Linked DNA regions of Homo sapiens: all the other regions are linked to region 1. The links are chromatin contacts, found by Hi-C or POLR2A ChIA-PET in ENCODE. All regions are on one chromosome and are shown on one strand. The core of a region is the stretch at or near the end of the contact, and the rest is flanking DNA. Distances in the headings are between cores, read along the strand shown. Region 1 overlaps ETV6 (ETS variant transcription factor 6). Region 2 has its middle 5.1 kb from the start of DDX47. Region 3 has its middle 19 kb from the start of CDKN1B.

Region 1 (5,095 bases), core at 1,672-4,171:
GGGGTGTTAAAGACCAACCACTAACTAAGAGACTTTCCAAGTTGGGCATATGCCAAGAGTCCAGACTCTCACCTGAATGAGGAGATCGATAGCGAAAGTCCTCTTTGGTCAGCAGCAGGAGAGCTTTGCCATTCATTTCAAACGTGTTGCTGTCAATTGGCCTTAAAGAAAACTCATTTTCAGCCCACTTGAGCCACTGGGCTACGTCATCCCTGCTCCAGTAAATTGGCTGCAAGCCTGTTGGAGAGAGCATGAGGCAGAAAGAAAGAGAGAAAGGTCTTGTCAGTTAGACAGCTGGAATAAAGGGAGAAGGTCTCTGAATAGTTAACAAAATGAGTCTCCACATCTCAAGAGCCCTTATGTTCAACTCTGAGTCCCCTCTCCAGCCCTTGTTTGAGCCGCCCCACTGGGGGCTTCTCGAAGCCCAGAAGCAGCCTCCAAGAGGAGTCCAGGGAGCAGTTTGTACACCAAACCCTACTCTGGGGTGTGCTGTCAGATTAACTTTTTATTTAGAGGCAAAATGAGAAAAAGATCTTTTATGTGTTTAAGGGATGGTAGGTCTTAGAGACCTGCCCTTCCTTGCCCAGTTCCAGGGGCTGTTCCAGGGTGCCCACAGCACCCACAGGGGCTCAGAACTATGACACGTGTCAGTGTGGTTGGAGGGTCCTCAGATTCAGAGCTGATCTGATTGCAGCCCAGCGTCCTTCTGAAGAAAGAATGTTCCAGAGCTGAGCTTGACCTTCCAGAGCTGCCAAATAATGAAATGTTCCCTGAAACTTCTTCCAGGAAGAGCAATTCACTCAGCCTCTGGGAAACCATCAGGCTGGCCTCTGGCAATAAGAGGGCAAAGTAAGGATAAAAGGTCTTCTGCCTTTTTATTCTACTCACTGACATTAGAGCTTCCTGGTGGGGTGGTACTTGAACTCTGAGTAGGAACCAAGTGGGCAGGAGGGGGGTACAGAGCAGGGGCTGAGAGGTTGGCTCAGGTTGGCTCTCTGGGAGCCTGACTGTAAGTCTATAGTTTTATTTTATTTTGCTGTTGTGAGAAATCTTTGATAAGTTAGAACAGTGGTTCTCAAAATGTGATCTTGGGACCCATCAGGGTTCCCGAGACCTTTGTAGGGTGCCTATGAAGTAAAACATCTTGTCATAACAATATTAATTATTTGCCTTTTTCGCTCTCATTCTTTCTTAGGTGGAATGTTCTAGAAGGCATATGATGTGATCTTGCAACAGATTGAATGCAGAAACAGAGATGAGCGTCCAGCCATCTTCCATTAAGCCAGATTTTAAGAGACTTTCAAAAATGTGTAACAATGCTACTCTTCTCACAAATTATTTTTGGTTTGGGAAAATATATTTTAAAATATGTTTGCATTAATATAGAGTTGGCTATTTTACTTGCTAAATTCATAAATATTTTGTAAATACCCAGGTTTAATTTATGTAATAATATGGTAACTACAGATAACTATAACCCATATAAGCAAAAGCTCTTTGGGGTCTCCATTAATTTTTAAGAATCAAAAGGAGACATGAGACCAAATTTAAGAACTGCTGGGTCAGAAGAAGCTGGATGTTCAATGGATCTTCATTCTCTAAAATCACATGGTGTGAATCAATAGCTCAAACAGAGCAATGGCATCAGTGTTGCTAAGAGGAGCTTCCGTCTCTCACTATAAGTTACTTAAACTTGCTACGAAGACTTCACAAGTGTGTTATAAAAGTGTCCCTCAGTTTGATCCTGGAAAAAATTACCTTTCATCCTAAACCAGGCATGCCAAAGAACAATCTGGTTTGCTATATGGGGCTGCTCTTCCTACCTGCTGAAGTGGGGAACAAACGGCTCAAATGCCCTGGAAAATGTCCAGGGCCTCTGGGCATGATTGTCTTCCAAGTGGCTCCTTTGCAAAGTGTAGTTTTGAGGAATGGTAGTTGGCTTCCTCTAAACCTGTGGAAGTCCCCTCAAAACCAAAATTCCTTTTTTGTAGTGCACCAAAAAAAGAACTACTGGGCACTGGAAATCATTAGAGATGAGCATTTAAGAGCTTTTTTCTTGGTGTTTTTAGGATAATTTTTTTTTCACATGGAAACAAATTAGAATTTCAAATAATAATTTATGGTGCATTACTGCTTTATGATCTTTAGAATAAAATACAGCCACTAAAAGTTTTTGTTTTTGACTCCTGACTGGCCAGAAAGTGATGCCTATTAAAAACAGTCCATGGATATGGGAAGTACCAGCTCTCTCCAATGACCTTGAAAACACGTATCTAGAATCACAGGGAGGTGGGAGTGGCAGTGAGGGTTACTCAGCAAAATCTCAGTTTTTGAACTGGTAAAAACCTTAAACCTAACTCCTTACTGTCAATGGTGTCACCTTTGAACAAGAATGGCGCTGCGATTTGTTATTATGGACCTTCCTCTCCTTCACACAGGGAGTTCCCATTAGGGGACACATGTGAAGGTCTGGTTCCTCAGGCCTAGGAAGGTGCCTGGAGGTGAGAGGTCCAGTGAGCAGAAGATGCTCAGGCAGAAACAGGAAAAAGTACAGGGTGGCTTATTGGAAACATGGGCCCCAAAGCAAATACAGAACTGAATCCTGCTTGGGAGGGGAATTGAGAGTAAAATGCTGAAGTTTCTGCAGAGGACACGCTGCAACGGAGGGAGGTGGGTGAGAAGGGGGTGGGGGATGCAAGTAGTAATTTGAGGTTCTTTATATTCTATGGAAGAAAATACTCATGAGTAATCTTTTCCCTAAATACAAGAAGAGTCACACTCCAAACAGCTCTGCCGGTTAAGCACAACAGTTTCTCTTTTCACTTCCCATTAATGTCTCCCACAGCCCAGCCCCTGAAGCAACCAGGGCCACCGTGTGGAAACCCCCTCACCAGGAACCGATGCAAATGCCCTCGGCTTATGTACAAGAGGAACCCAGCAAGTTACAGGGGAGACTGTGGTGATCCCAGCAGTCATACAAAAGTGATCTTGACAGAGCAAGCCACCTGCTCGAGGCCACTCAATACATTTATCAGCGTCGCTGCTCTTCCTTTAGCATAAAGAGTGAAGTAGGTGGACACGTTCACCGAGCTGGAAAGAGGCTGGATAAACTTTGGTGTTCAAAGTCAAGTCCCACTGTTATTTCCTTTGTAATTCAATAGAATAAAAAGGTTGTGGTGTAGAATTGAGGGGGGAAAAAGCCCCTTTTCCTTAAACCTAAAGCCCTTAAGACCTTGTGTGTTAGCGTGTCTAAATGGGATAGAGCCTTGCACCTGGAGGCAATTCTAATCAGGCTGATTTAATTTACTTAATAGTCATTTACTAAGCACTACTATGCACCTAGTACTGCTCTAAGCACTTTATATGAATAGATATTAGCTCATTCAACTGCATGCTCACACAACCCTATGATAGGGATTCAGATTAGGAAACTGAGGCCCAACGCATTTAAGGGACTTGCCCAAGGTCACATAACCCTAGTAATGACAGAAGCGGAGATCTGAACCCAGGCAATCTGGTTCCAGAATCTGTGCTCTTATCCATCACACTGTACTTCGACATGCATGTCCCATCCAGATCCAGAATTGAGACTGGTTTTGAACATCCATTAGGGATTCAAAAAAGACTGAGTGAATTGACTCCTACCCATCCAAGACTTAGATCCTTGGAGACTTTCTCAAATTATCAACAGACTAAAAATATAGCCAAAAAATCTGTAGATCCCTGGAGAAGTAGATTTATAAATGGGAAGAGGAGGGAGGTGTAGGTGGGACTCTGCTTTTAATGCATCCAGGAATAAAGTCCTCCCTTCACAGGCTACTTGCTCCCAGGCACTCATGGGTGCTTGGTCTTGAGAGTCTTACACGGCTCACAGCTGCAAATGGAACAGAAGCTGCATGGGCAGAATGAGGGAGGCACATACATAACTTGCTTTATTTACGGCCATCTCTTGCAACTTTAATTCAACAAAGTCAAAGAATATAGATGTTAATGATCATTAGGAAAAGGAAAAAAAGGAGAGAAGGAGAGAGACCATTACTCTGCACCTATATTATACTATTCCCTGTGCGCATAGCGTGCCTCTTGAGGGCCATTTACTAAGATCAGCATTTTTAATGCCAATTAGTTTCAGAGAATATTTGAAAAGAATTTTGTACAGAGAAAGTGAACTGCTGTGATTAAGAAAGTTACTAAAAATTCTACTGTACTTCTCCCCTCTCCCGAGTAGGTCCAGTATATTGTGTCATATCCTTCAGTGACACACCCAGGCCCTTAAACTTACTTCTAATATTTCTTCAATTCCATGCTTTAATGGGCAGCCACATTCATCAGTACATTTTGACCCTGTTTCAGACTTTCTGAGATGTTCTTAAACTAATGATGACAAACATGTTGGGAGACAGGAGCCTGGATTTTATTCCCAGATCTGCCATGAATTAACATTTGATTCTGGGCAGGCCACTCAGCTTCTCTGTGGCTCAGTGACTTCATCTGTACAATGACGGGCTTAGAGTATGTGATCTCTATTCCCTTCAGGGTTTCATGTAGTCAATATGCTCCTATTTAATTTGAATCCAAAAAACCAAAGAATACCTTACAGCCAGGATCTTTTTCTACAGAATTACTCCATGCCCATGGCCATGACCCTGAGATTTTGTAACTTCCTGAAGGATCTTCTGAATCACAGAAGACAGATTAATGCTTAAGTGTGTTTCATTATATTCTAATTCTTGGAAAAGTTATAATCTAGCTATGGCAATAATCAACATAACTGCTTGCATCGGGGTAGTACTTCAGAGTTGATAAGGTGCTTTCATACATATTACCTCATGTAATTCTCACAAAAGCCCAGTGAAGTCTGTTGCATTCTCTTTTCAGTTTAATAGAAAACAGGGCTTAGTCATCAGGTGATTTTATTGATTTGAGCAACACTCAGTTCAAGCTTTTCTGCTACAGTAGCCATTCAGCAAAACCACTCCTTATCCAAACTTTCTGTATAAACAGGAATTTGCTCTAGGTTCTACGTGCTGGAGACAGAATCATAAAATGTGAAAGATGGAAGCTGAAGCCTGGAAGTTAAGAGACTGACTCAGGA
Region 2 (5,095 bases), core at 708-3,207, 970 kb before region 1:
AACGGGCCATAAAAATATGGGACAATAAGTTGTGGCAAGTCACAAAAGGCCTCTGAGGAGGAAAGCCTTCTTATCGCCATTATGTTCCCATGCTCTGAGCGCAACCTGCTCTCTTATCTATAAACACTGTGTTCAAGGAGAAAGACACTCCTTTGAAGCATTGAAATGTGGACAGACGTTCAGGCTCCTAGTTAAGCCCACTCCCACTAGCTACTCTTCGATAAGTTAAAGATATGCTGTTTGAGAACAAAGGAGACTCATTTAAACAGCCATTGCTATAGATTACGCCTATGACATACTGCCTCCCTTTCACTGTTTCACCCTAAACATCTGCTTCTTAGATCTAAGGGATTGTACTCAATAAATAGAGTGAAGACCAGAACTCTGGGCCTTTTGCAGCCTCCATTTTGCAATTGGCCCCCCGGCCCCCACTCTTTATGCACTCTTAACCTGTCTCTTCTCATTCCTTTGTTGCCACCGGACTTTGGGTACCCTACGGGTGGTGTTGAGGCTGGTCCCCAACAATCTAAGAGACAAGGGATGATCTTCATACCCCTGGCTCTAAGCACAGGCCCTGGCAAGAAGTGGATGCTCTGGAAATGCTGCCTGGCTGAAGTAAAACAGCAAAGCATTGGGATCAGGAACCATAGCAGACCAGAGAGGACTTCACTCTTTGTTTTTTAGGGAGTGAGGTTTTTCCATATTTAAGATTACATTCCTGGCCGGGCACAGTGGCTCACACCTATAATCCCAGCACTTTGGGATGCCAAGGCAGGTGGATCATTTGAGGTCAGGAGTTCAAGACCAGCCTAGCCAACATGGTGAAATCCTGTCTCTACTAAAAATACAAAAATTAGCCAGGCATAATTGCGGACACCTGTAATCCCAGCTACTTTGGAGGCTGAGGTAGGAGAATAGCTTGAACCTGGGAGGCAGAGGTTGCAGTGAGTCGAGGTCGTGCCACTGCACACCAGCCTGGGCAACAGAGTGAGACTCTGTCTAAAATATATATTTTTTAATTTTATATATATATGTATATATATATATATATACACATATATATGTAGTAAAAAAAGATTACACTGCTGCAGAATAGGCTGGGGACTTTGGTCTTTTTACATTAGTTCACTCCAAGTTACAGGAAAGGAGAGAAAATACACACTGCATAAGACAACAGGTCACCCTGAAATTGATTCTATTGGGCAGTCACAGGCATACAATTATGCTAGCCCAGTCTAAGGCATTCCATCTCTCTATTTAGCCCTCCTCATGGCTACCATCTCATTCTCCTATGACTTGGAATTGGGCCACTCTAGATGGTCTCCAAAGTCAATACATATGCTTTGGGATAAGGGGAAGTCAACTTCTCCCAAAGAGAATCTACCCAGCTAAATTGGGCTCTTCCTCTTCCTCTTCTCTGTTACATAGACCGGCTGGGGAGTTTGTATTCCTCTTTTGACAGAGGAGGAACTCTAGTCCCAGAGAGTAAAGAGACACAAGAGTAAAGAAAGAGTAAAGATCACAAGAGACAAGAATAGAAGCCAAGCCTCTTAGACTGGGGGCAATGGTTCACACCTGTAATGCCAGCAATCTGGAAGGCTGAGGTAGATGGATCACCTGAGGTCAGGAGTTCAAGACCAGCCTGGTCATCATGGTGAAACCCCGTCTCTACTAAAAATACAAAAATTAGCTGGGTGTGGTATTGTGAGCCTGTAATCCCAGCTACTCGGGAGGCTGAAGCAGGAGAATTGCTTGAACCTGGGAGGTGGAGGTCGCAGCAAGCCGAGATCATGCCACTGCACTCCAGCCTGGGCAACAGAGCAAGACTCCGTCTCAAAAAGAAAAAAAAAAAAAGCCAAGTCTCTTGAGACCAGACCAAAACTTTTACCAAAGAGAGCATCATCTTACATAATCGAAAGCAGCTTTCTTCTTCAAAAGCAGCCACACAGACTTTTCTGTAAAAACAAAGAGAGAAAGCAGCTGCAGTATTTATTTTGCTTCCCCTTGACTCATCCTGTGATTGCATTTAGGAGAGTGGAATGGGAAAGAAGAGCTGAGAGGAGAGGATCCTGATTGGGGAGCAAGGGGAAGCAGAGATAAAAAGCCTGAAAAGGGGACTCAGATGGAAACAACTGGAAGGTCTATAAATTTGCATATCATATACCTTCTAAAGTTACCTGAGTTTTGTTCGAATGCGTTACAGAAAAGAAAAGGAATCACCCATAAGATGTCTGGGGGTGCCTGCTGCTTTAAAGAGAACCGATTTAAGCCTTTCAACTGCAGTTGTAACATCAAACCCTGTTGATTTTAGCCAAGCAAGTCTTTTCTGTTTGTTCTTGGATAATTCAGACACAGGCTGTTTTTAAAACTTCCTCTGGTGTCAGTGTCCCCAGGGTATCGAGGGCCGTGAAGAGGATGTGGCATGCAGTGACAGCAGCGTCAGCGCTGCTCAGTTCTTTAGTCTGTTCCTGCCAGCAAAGTTTGGGCCTTGGAACAGCACCTACCCCAGTGACCAGATTCATGTCAGACTGACAGGATGACCATAGGTGGGTTCCAAAGAGGAAAGCCTGCAGTAGCCGAGATGATTGTCTGCTTTTGACTATTCCTATCAGGTTGAAGCAGTTTGGATATTTATACTCTGGGAATGGAAATAATAGAGGTCCATTCTAGTCACTGAGCCACGTCATATCCTGTACTTTCAGAACAATGAGAAAGGTTAAAGAGGAAATCTAAATAAACACTCTAAATGATGAGGGAGGAAAAGCAAGCCCGAAACAATATATGGGCTCCAGAAGGAGAGGTCGAAGGGCCTGACCCCATCTTACTCAAAGGTTTTCATGAGCCCCAGACTCCTTTGCCTTCATGCACCTCTTCTTCCACAAAAAAGTATTAAAAATTATATTTTACAACTGCATTAGTATACAGATAAATATATTAATGTTATGTATTAAAACTTGTTCTCCGAGTTAACAAATTTTTTTTTTTTTTTTAGTTTTTAGAAACAGGCTCTCTCTGTTGCCCAGGCTGGAGTACAGTGAGTTCTGATTGTGCCACTGCAACCTTGAACTCCTGGACTCAAGTGATCCTCCCACCTCGGCCTCCCAAAGCACTGGGATTACAGGTGTGAGCCACCTGGCCCCCCCTCCTTTTTTTTTTTTTTTGAGATGAGGTCTCACTCTGTTGCCCAGGCTGGAGGACAGTGGCATGATCTCAGCTCATTGCAACCTTTGCCTCCCAAGTAGCTGGGACTACAGGCACGTGCCACCATGCCCAGCTAATTTTTGTACTTTTAGTAGAGGTGGGATTTCACCATGTTGGCCAGGGTAGTCTCAAGCTCCTGATCTCAAGTGATCCACCTGCTTCAGTCTCCCAAAGTGCTGGGATTACAGGCATAAGCCACCGCGCCCTGCCCTGGCCTTCTTTTGATTTTGAAAGAAATGAAAACCTGTTTTTGGAGATATGTAAAAGCATTGTGGCTCTAGGCATTCTGTCTACGGCACCCCACAGATAAGGGAAGGGTGTGAGGAACGTGGAGGAAGCCTGCCCAGGCCAGGAACCCAGGACCACTGTGGAGGTGAGCAGGCTGGGATGTTGGTGGTTCCTGGTGCAAAAGTAAAGTGAGCCCCCAACTTAGGGACAAGAGTTCTGTGGAGGACTCAAACAAAAACTGGTTATCAGTTTCCACACGAAATGGCCGAGAAGTTGCATACCCAGAAGTCTATTTTGGAGGAAGCTAGCTCACTTATGACAAAGTGCCCTTTATTCAAGAAGGAGCCCATGCAAAATGTAATCAGTCAGGAAATTATCTTTAGACTTGTGAGTGGTAACTTGTTATGAATATGTATGTTCAGATGAAGAAAGGACATACACAGATGATGTAATAATGCAGGCAGAGAGAGAAGACAGCAGTCTACATAAAATCTAGAAAAGAGACAGTTCAAGTACAATTTACTTAGTTATCTAACCAATTCTCGTCGAGAGAGAAAAAATAACTAGTCCTTGTTATTTGTTGATTTCTTTTTCTTTTGGCTTTTAATTTGAAACATTTTCTTTTTTTTAATGTTTGTTTGCTTATTTGTTTGTTTGTGTTTTCGAGATGGAGTTTCGCTCTTGTTGCCCAGGCTGGAGTGCAGTAGCGAGATCTCGGCTAACTGCAACCTCAGCCTCCCAGATTCGAGCGATTCCCCTGCCTCAGCCTCCTAAGTAGCTGGGATTACAGGCACGTACCACCACGCCTGGCTAATTTTTGTATTTTTAGTACAGACGGGGTTTCACCATGTTGGCCAGGCTGGTCTCAAACTCCTGACCTCAGGTGATCTGCCCACCTCGGCCTCCCAAAGTGCTGGGATTACAGGCATGAGCCACCATGATCGCTCTTTCCTGTGACTTTTAAACTGAGACTTGAAAGTTGGGCAGCACTTACTAGCTGCGTGGGGTGTAGGGAGTGGTCTACAGATAGAAAGAATCTTCCAAGTTAAGCCCCTACAGTGGAAAAAATCAAATGATGGTTATAGAAATTATAAGGCAGCGATTTATGATAAAGCTGGAAGTACAGTTAGGGACCTGACTAGGACGTGATAGAGCAGGTTAAGGATCTGGGGATGTGGGACTTTATTCTAAGGACAATGAATAGCCGTGGAAGAAATTTCAGCATAGAAGCATTTGAAAAGATTCCTCACTCAGCCGCAGTGGAGAATGGTTTGGATAGTGGAGTGGGATGCAGGAAGATCAGCTAGCAGCTGTTTGAGCAAAAGATGATGGCGTTTTGGAGCAGAGAGGAGACGATGGGGTTGGAGAACAGTGGACACTTAAAGGGTGTATACAGGTTAGATAAATCCTCATGATTGATTTAACATGGAACGTGAAAGCCAGGAATGTGTCGGGGATTCCCAGATTTTTGGCTTCAGCAGGTAGCAAAGTGGCAGAACCATTCACACAGCTAGGAAACACTGGAGGAGGGGCAAATATGTGGAAGGTAAGAGGTCATGTTCAGAAGGTAGTGGCTGTAGTAGGAACCAGGACCTACACTCAGGAGTCCGGTCCAGAGCTCTCTCTTATCACCCTCCCATGCCATCCATCCCTAGTGTGGGCTTTG
Region 3 (5,095 bases), core at 830-3,329, 900 kb before region 1:
TTTGGCAGCTAGTAACAGAGCCCAGAAATCATAGTGGCTTAAACAAGATAAAAGTGTACTTTTCTTTTCTGTACAGGAATTCTGGAGATAAGTGGCACAGAGTTGGTGTGGCATCGCCTATAGTTCCTGTATCTTTCTACTCCACAATGCACCTTCTATCCTCAGGAACAAAGGATGCCTCCTCAAATTGCAGCCATCTTACACACCTCATAGGCAGCCAAAAGGGGACAGACAGGCAGATGTCAAACTTCTTTTCAAATGCTGTCAGAACCTAGCACAGTCCAGCATACTTCATAAGCACTCATTAAATTTCAGATACAAGAATCAATTAATTCTATGGCACTACTGAAGTAGGGAAATTTATCATTCACAAAACTTTAAATATCAACAGTATACCCAGTGCACCATATTAGAAACTATAAAGCATCATTTGAAATTCTTAAAAGGACACCGTTTTAAGATAGTAGATATGTAAATATCTATGTAATTAACCAGGCACAGTGGTTCATGCTTCTCATCCCAATGATTTGGGAGGCTAAGTTGGGAGGACTGCTTGAGCAAAGGAGTTCAAGACCAGCCAGGGCAACATAGTGAGACCCCATCTCTAAAAAATTTAAAATTAGCCAGGTGTGGTGGCATACACCTGCAGTCCCAGCTACTCAGGAGGCTGAGGCAGGAGGACTGCCTGAGCCCAAGAGGTCGAGGCTGCAGTGAGCCATGATCATGCCACTGCACTGCAGCCTGGGCAATAGAGCAAGACTCCATGTGTCTTAAAAAAAAAAAAAAAAAAAAGGACTTGCTTGCTCTGGTGAGTATGGGGAGAGCCTCTCCTCATGTGTAGGAGTGGCAGCATATTCCAGAGTAAAAACATAATAATAAAATAGTGAACACATGCATAGCTACTACTTTATGCAGGCCTTGTTGTAAGTTCTTTACATATATTCAATGTTTTTCTCATAGAAAGACATTCTTAAGACTGTGAAGAGAGAAGAAAAGCAGGAAACAGAATTAAGGTATTTAAGGTACTTAGTCCAGGGCCTGGCACATAGTAGGCACTCATTATTGTTGTTGCCAACAAAAGGTCTCAAGAGAACATTCAGTCCCCTTCCTCCCCCTAGATAACGACCCTCCATATTCTGAAGCATTCACTGAATCTTGCTCCACTATCGTGCAGCCACATTCCCACGGTTGAACAAATCCCACGGAAGACATCAGTAGGAACTACAGCTCTACTCAGGTAGTTAACACCAACCCTGGGCCCCCCAGCTTGGATCCTCAGCTGAGGATATGCCAAAGATAAGCGCCCAGCTCCCTCCTTCTCACTTTCTATCAGTACTCTCTCTTGAGTGTAGATTTGTTTTATTTTGTTTTACTGGAGAAGGGGAGGAGGAGAGGTGGAGGCAAAAAAGGGGAAAGGAAACAGAGAAGGTAAGATGCAGGAATTATTTCAGGTCTCAGTTTGGCAGGGGCTCATATGTAAAGCTATTATGTTCGAGAAATATAAAAGACTAATACTTTTCCTAAAGATTGAAACAGAAACAGTGGTGATTGGACTGGGAATTATACCTCACTTCAATGAACTCCAAAAGAACTTGAGTTGATTGCTGAAGAAGTGAACAAATAGTGATCAATTTGCTGACAACTGTAAAAGCGTATGGGGTGGGTCACAGCCATTATAGCTTCCTGTGGAGTCAGTGGCCAACTCTAGGTTGTTACCCCACTGTAGCCAGCAGAGGTCTCTCTTTTATTAATCTTCAATTTAAAAAAAAAACCTCTGGGTTGTTTATTTCTATTATCCTTTTGAAGTCTCTTTCTAAAGCCAAATAAATAATGAATCATTTGGCCAAAACATCTTCGAATACTGAATCTAGTCACTTAGTAAAAATGAAAGACAAAAATGCTGAGCTACTTGAAGCAAAAGATTCAGTATTCACCTCTAAGCTATTCATTTGCTTAGAAGATTCACGCCAATCGCACAGCCAAAGAGCAAAACATGGGCCAGACTCTAAAACAGCAATGAGCAACTGGCTGAGTATGACAAAGAAAAGGGAGCTCCAGCTAAGACTGGTAGCGGGGTGGAGCAGGAGGCTGGCGAGGTCCACTTCTTCGGATCTCTGGTTCAGTAGCTGACACCAAGCAGGGCTCTTCCTTGAATGCACTCCTTCAAAAGCCTCAGATATACCACTTGTGACCACATCCCCTCTAACGGCCCAAGCACTACACATTACACCCTCCTTACTTAATGAAATCAAGAGTTTTGGTTTTTGAAAACTCGATTGTTTATGTTAAGCAGCATCATGGAGAACTATCAAGGCGAAAGCTTGAACTTTCTTTCCCACGTCCTATTGGGATAACCCCAACATAAGACTAAGGATTTCAATTAATATTAGATAAAGTGAGGAAACAATAAAATTTATTTGAAGCTGCTCAAGTCACTCTCTTATTTTATTTTATTTATTTATTCTTTTGAGACAGGGTCTCAGTCTGTCACCCAGGCTGGAGTGCAGTGGCGTGATCATGGCTCACTATAGCCTTGACCTCCCAGGCTCAGGTGATTCTCCCACCTCAGCCTCCCAAGTAGCTGGGACTACAGGTGCACACCACCATGCCCAGCTAGTTTTTTTGTTTTGTTTTGTTTTTTTTGAGACAGACTCTCACTCTTATTGCCCAGGCTGGAGTGCAGTGGCGTGATCTTGGCTCACCGCAACCTCCTCCTCCTGGGTTCAAGCAGTTCTCCTGCCTCAGCCTCTCGAGTAGCTGGGATTACAGGCACACACCACCACGCTCACCTAATTTTTTGTATTTTTAGTAGAGACGGGGTTTCACCAGGCTGGCCAGGCCAGTCTTGAACTCCTGAGTGATCCACCCGCCTCAGCCTCCCAAAATGCTGGGATTACAGGCATGAACCACTGCTCCCAGCCTAGTTGTTTGTATTTTTAGTAGAGATGGGGTTTTGCCATGGTACCCAGGCTGGGTTCAAGTGATCCACCTGCCTCAGCTTCTCAAAGTGCTGACATTACAGGTGTGAGCTTATTTTATTTTAGTTTAGAGACAAGATCTCACTCTGTCACCCAGGCCTGAGTGGCAGTGGTGGATTATAGCTCACTAAAACTGTGAATTCCTGGGCCCAAGCGATCCTCCTGCTTCAGCTTCCCAAGTAGGTATGACTACAGGTGCTCACCACCATGCCTGGCTTATTTATTTATTTATTTATTTATTGTAGAAATGAGGCCTCACATTGTCCAGGCAGGTCTTCGATGCCTAACCTCGAATGATCCTCTTCGGCCTCCCAAGCAATCCACTTTGGCCTCCCAAAGCACTGAGATTGCAGGCATCAGCCACTGTGCCTGCCAAGTCACCTTTAAATTATCCAGTGGCTTCCCATTGCACTTAAAGTCCAAAATTCCTAATGTGGCTTAAAAAGCCCATCACTCCAGCCACAGCACTCATTCCTTCTGCCATTGGCTCACTGCCCCCCAGCCACAAGCACATTCTTTCAAAGCTCTTCTCTGACTTGCAGCCTTGGACTGTGTTCTGCTTGGCTCACTCTCCTTCCTTTCCTCCTTTCAACTGGTTAACTCATGCTCAGCTTCCAGGTCTCAACTTGAAAGTCATTTCTTTAGGAGGGATTCTCTAACCCTCGCTCTAGGTCAGGGCCCCTGTTTCAAACTCTTACAGCATCCTACAGGCAGCCACTGGAACATAGGGGAAGGCACTGCAGGTGAGGGGGATGGAATGGCATTTTTTATTTTGTTTGTTTGTTTGTTTTAGAGATGGGGTCTTGTTCTGTTGCTCAGGTGGACTGGAACTCCTGGGCTCAAGGGATCCTTCCACCTCAAACTCCCGAGTAGCTGGGACTATAAGTGGCTGCTCAGCTAAAGGGAGTGTTGGTGGATTTTTAAAGGCCCTTTTCTTTTCAGTAAACACAGGCTGGCTTGGGGAAAGAGTTTCGATTTTAGCCCCTGCTTGCTTCCTCAGTTAGTCACCTTGTCTGGGATCCAAACTGCTACAGCATGAAGCAGAAGCTCTGAGGTCCCTTCATGGCACTCATCCTTCACAACACTCACCTAAATTCCATGGAATAATTACAGCTGTGACGCCTTGTGGAGCTCCAGGAGGCCAGCGCTCCTGTTTGTGACCTTGAAGCCCACAGAGCCTGGCCTTAGTAAAGGCTCCCAGAGACTGCACGCGACAATGCAGCAATATCTGGCACTACTAAGCAACCATTAGGTTACACATTCACGTGCTTTTTTTCTAGTGAGATTATAAACGTTTATTGTTCAGCCTACGCTATTATAAGATCATCTTCTTTTGATTCTGAATATGTGGTTTGTGGCCAAAAATCAGGACTCTAGCTTCCCTGAAAAATAACCTGATCCACAGGGATGGAATGTGTGATCTTGACTAGGAAACAAGAATCACAGAGCTGTAAGCCAGAAGGAATCTATAAATCATCTTCGTTTAACTTCCCCACTTTACAGGAAATCAAGAATTAGAATATTCTCATCTGCAAAATGGAAAGAATCGATACAGTGGTCTCCCATAGCCAATATTCTGAGATTCTAAGATTTGCCCCAGGTCAGTCACATGGAGAGGGACAGCCAAAGATTAGTCGGCTAACTTGAAATGTAAAACTATTTTCCCAGCACTATGTCCTAAGTAACTAATCTAAGGCAGGGAGTTGATCTGGTGAATTCCCAGGCGGATTCCCTGAGTGTGCCAAGTGCCAAAGATCAAGGAATGTGAGTTTTGGGATCATGTTACCAGTAAAATCCCATATGGCAAAAAGATGGAATAACCTCAATTTTCCATGGTTTGTTAAGATATCCTTGAGTTAATGGGGATAATATTTATACCTCATTTATGTGCCCCAGAAGCCAAACCATGTACACAAACATGCATACACTCCTCATAACTCATGTACAGATTTAATGGCATCTGAAGTTAGATAGAAAAATGGAGGAAAAATTATTAAAGAAATGCCTTGTGCTCTGCTAATGTCCGAAAAGAATGAGACCGTATGTGAGACATAAAAACTCTGATTCCATGTTCAAGAAATTGTAAAAATAATTATTTCAAATTTGAAATACCGGCT

The links. A loop is a pair of places that touch in the nucleus more often than their neighbours do. ChIA-PET counts read pairs that join two places held with the same protein, here RNA polymerase II (POLR2A). Pooled maps may share reads with other maps.
Region 2: a loop to region 1 is called in a pooled map, with 4 times the contacts of the local background. The contact joins two enhancer-like sites. A Hi-C loop is called at or near these places in 2 of 50 pooled maps. POLR2A ChIA-PET finds 5 or more read pairs at or near these places in 2 of 52 experiments (GM12878 and HEK293).
Region 3: a pooled map shows a loop between it and region 1 (2.3-fold over the local background). The contact joins two enhancer-like sites. A Hi-C loop is called at or near these places in 2 of 37 single-sample maps with no recorded cell type and 2 of 50 pooled maps. POLR2A ChIA-PET finds 5 or more read pairs at or near these places in 1 of 52 experiments (activated T-cell).

Annotation. Positions count from the first base shown.
Region 1 is chr12:11,834,282-11,839,376 of GRCh38, reverse strand. It overlaps ETV6 (ETS variant transcription factor 6), which reads right to left. Exons shown (of 8, transcript NM_001987.5): 3 at 73-237. Among named protein-coding and RNA genes, the nearest start is that of ETV6, 190 kb to the right of the region's middle. RefSeq lists enhancers at 1-961, 2,733-2,962. Within about 2 kb of position 2,921, at least 15 of the 41 ENCODE cell types and tissues checked have a DNase peak (open chromatin) inside an H3K27ac peak, as active enhancers do; they include GM12878, where a contact is called at or near this core.
Region 2 is chr12:12,805,718-12,810,812 of GRCh38, reverse strand. No RefSeq gene overlaps it. Among named protein-coding and RNA genes, the nearest start is that of DDX47, 5.1 kb to the left of the region's middle. Within about 2 kb of position 1,957, at least 31 of the 41 ENCODE cell types and tissues checked have a DNase peak (open chromatin) inside an H3K27ac peak, as active enhancers do; they include GM12878, where a contact is called at or near this core.
Region 3 is chr12:12,733,900-12,738,994 of GRCh38, reverse strand. It overlaps a transcript of APOLD1 not described here. Among named protein-coding and RNA genes, the nearest start is that of CDKN1B, 19 kb to the right of the region's middle. Within about 2 kb of position 2,079, at least 13 of the 41 ENCODE cell types and tissues checked have a DNase peak (open chromatin) inside an H3K27ac peak, as active enhancers do.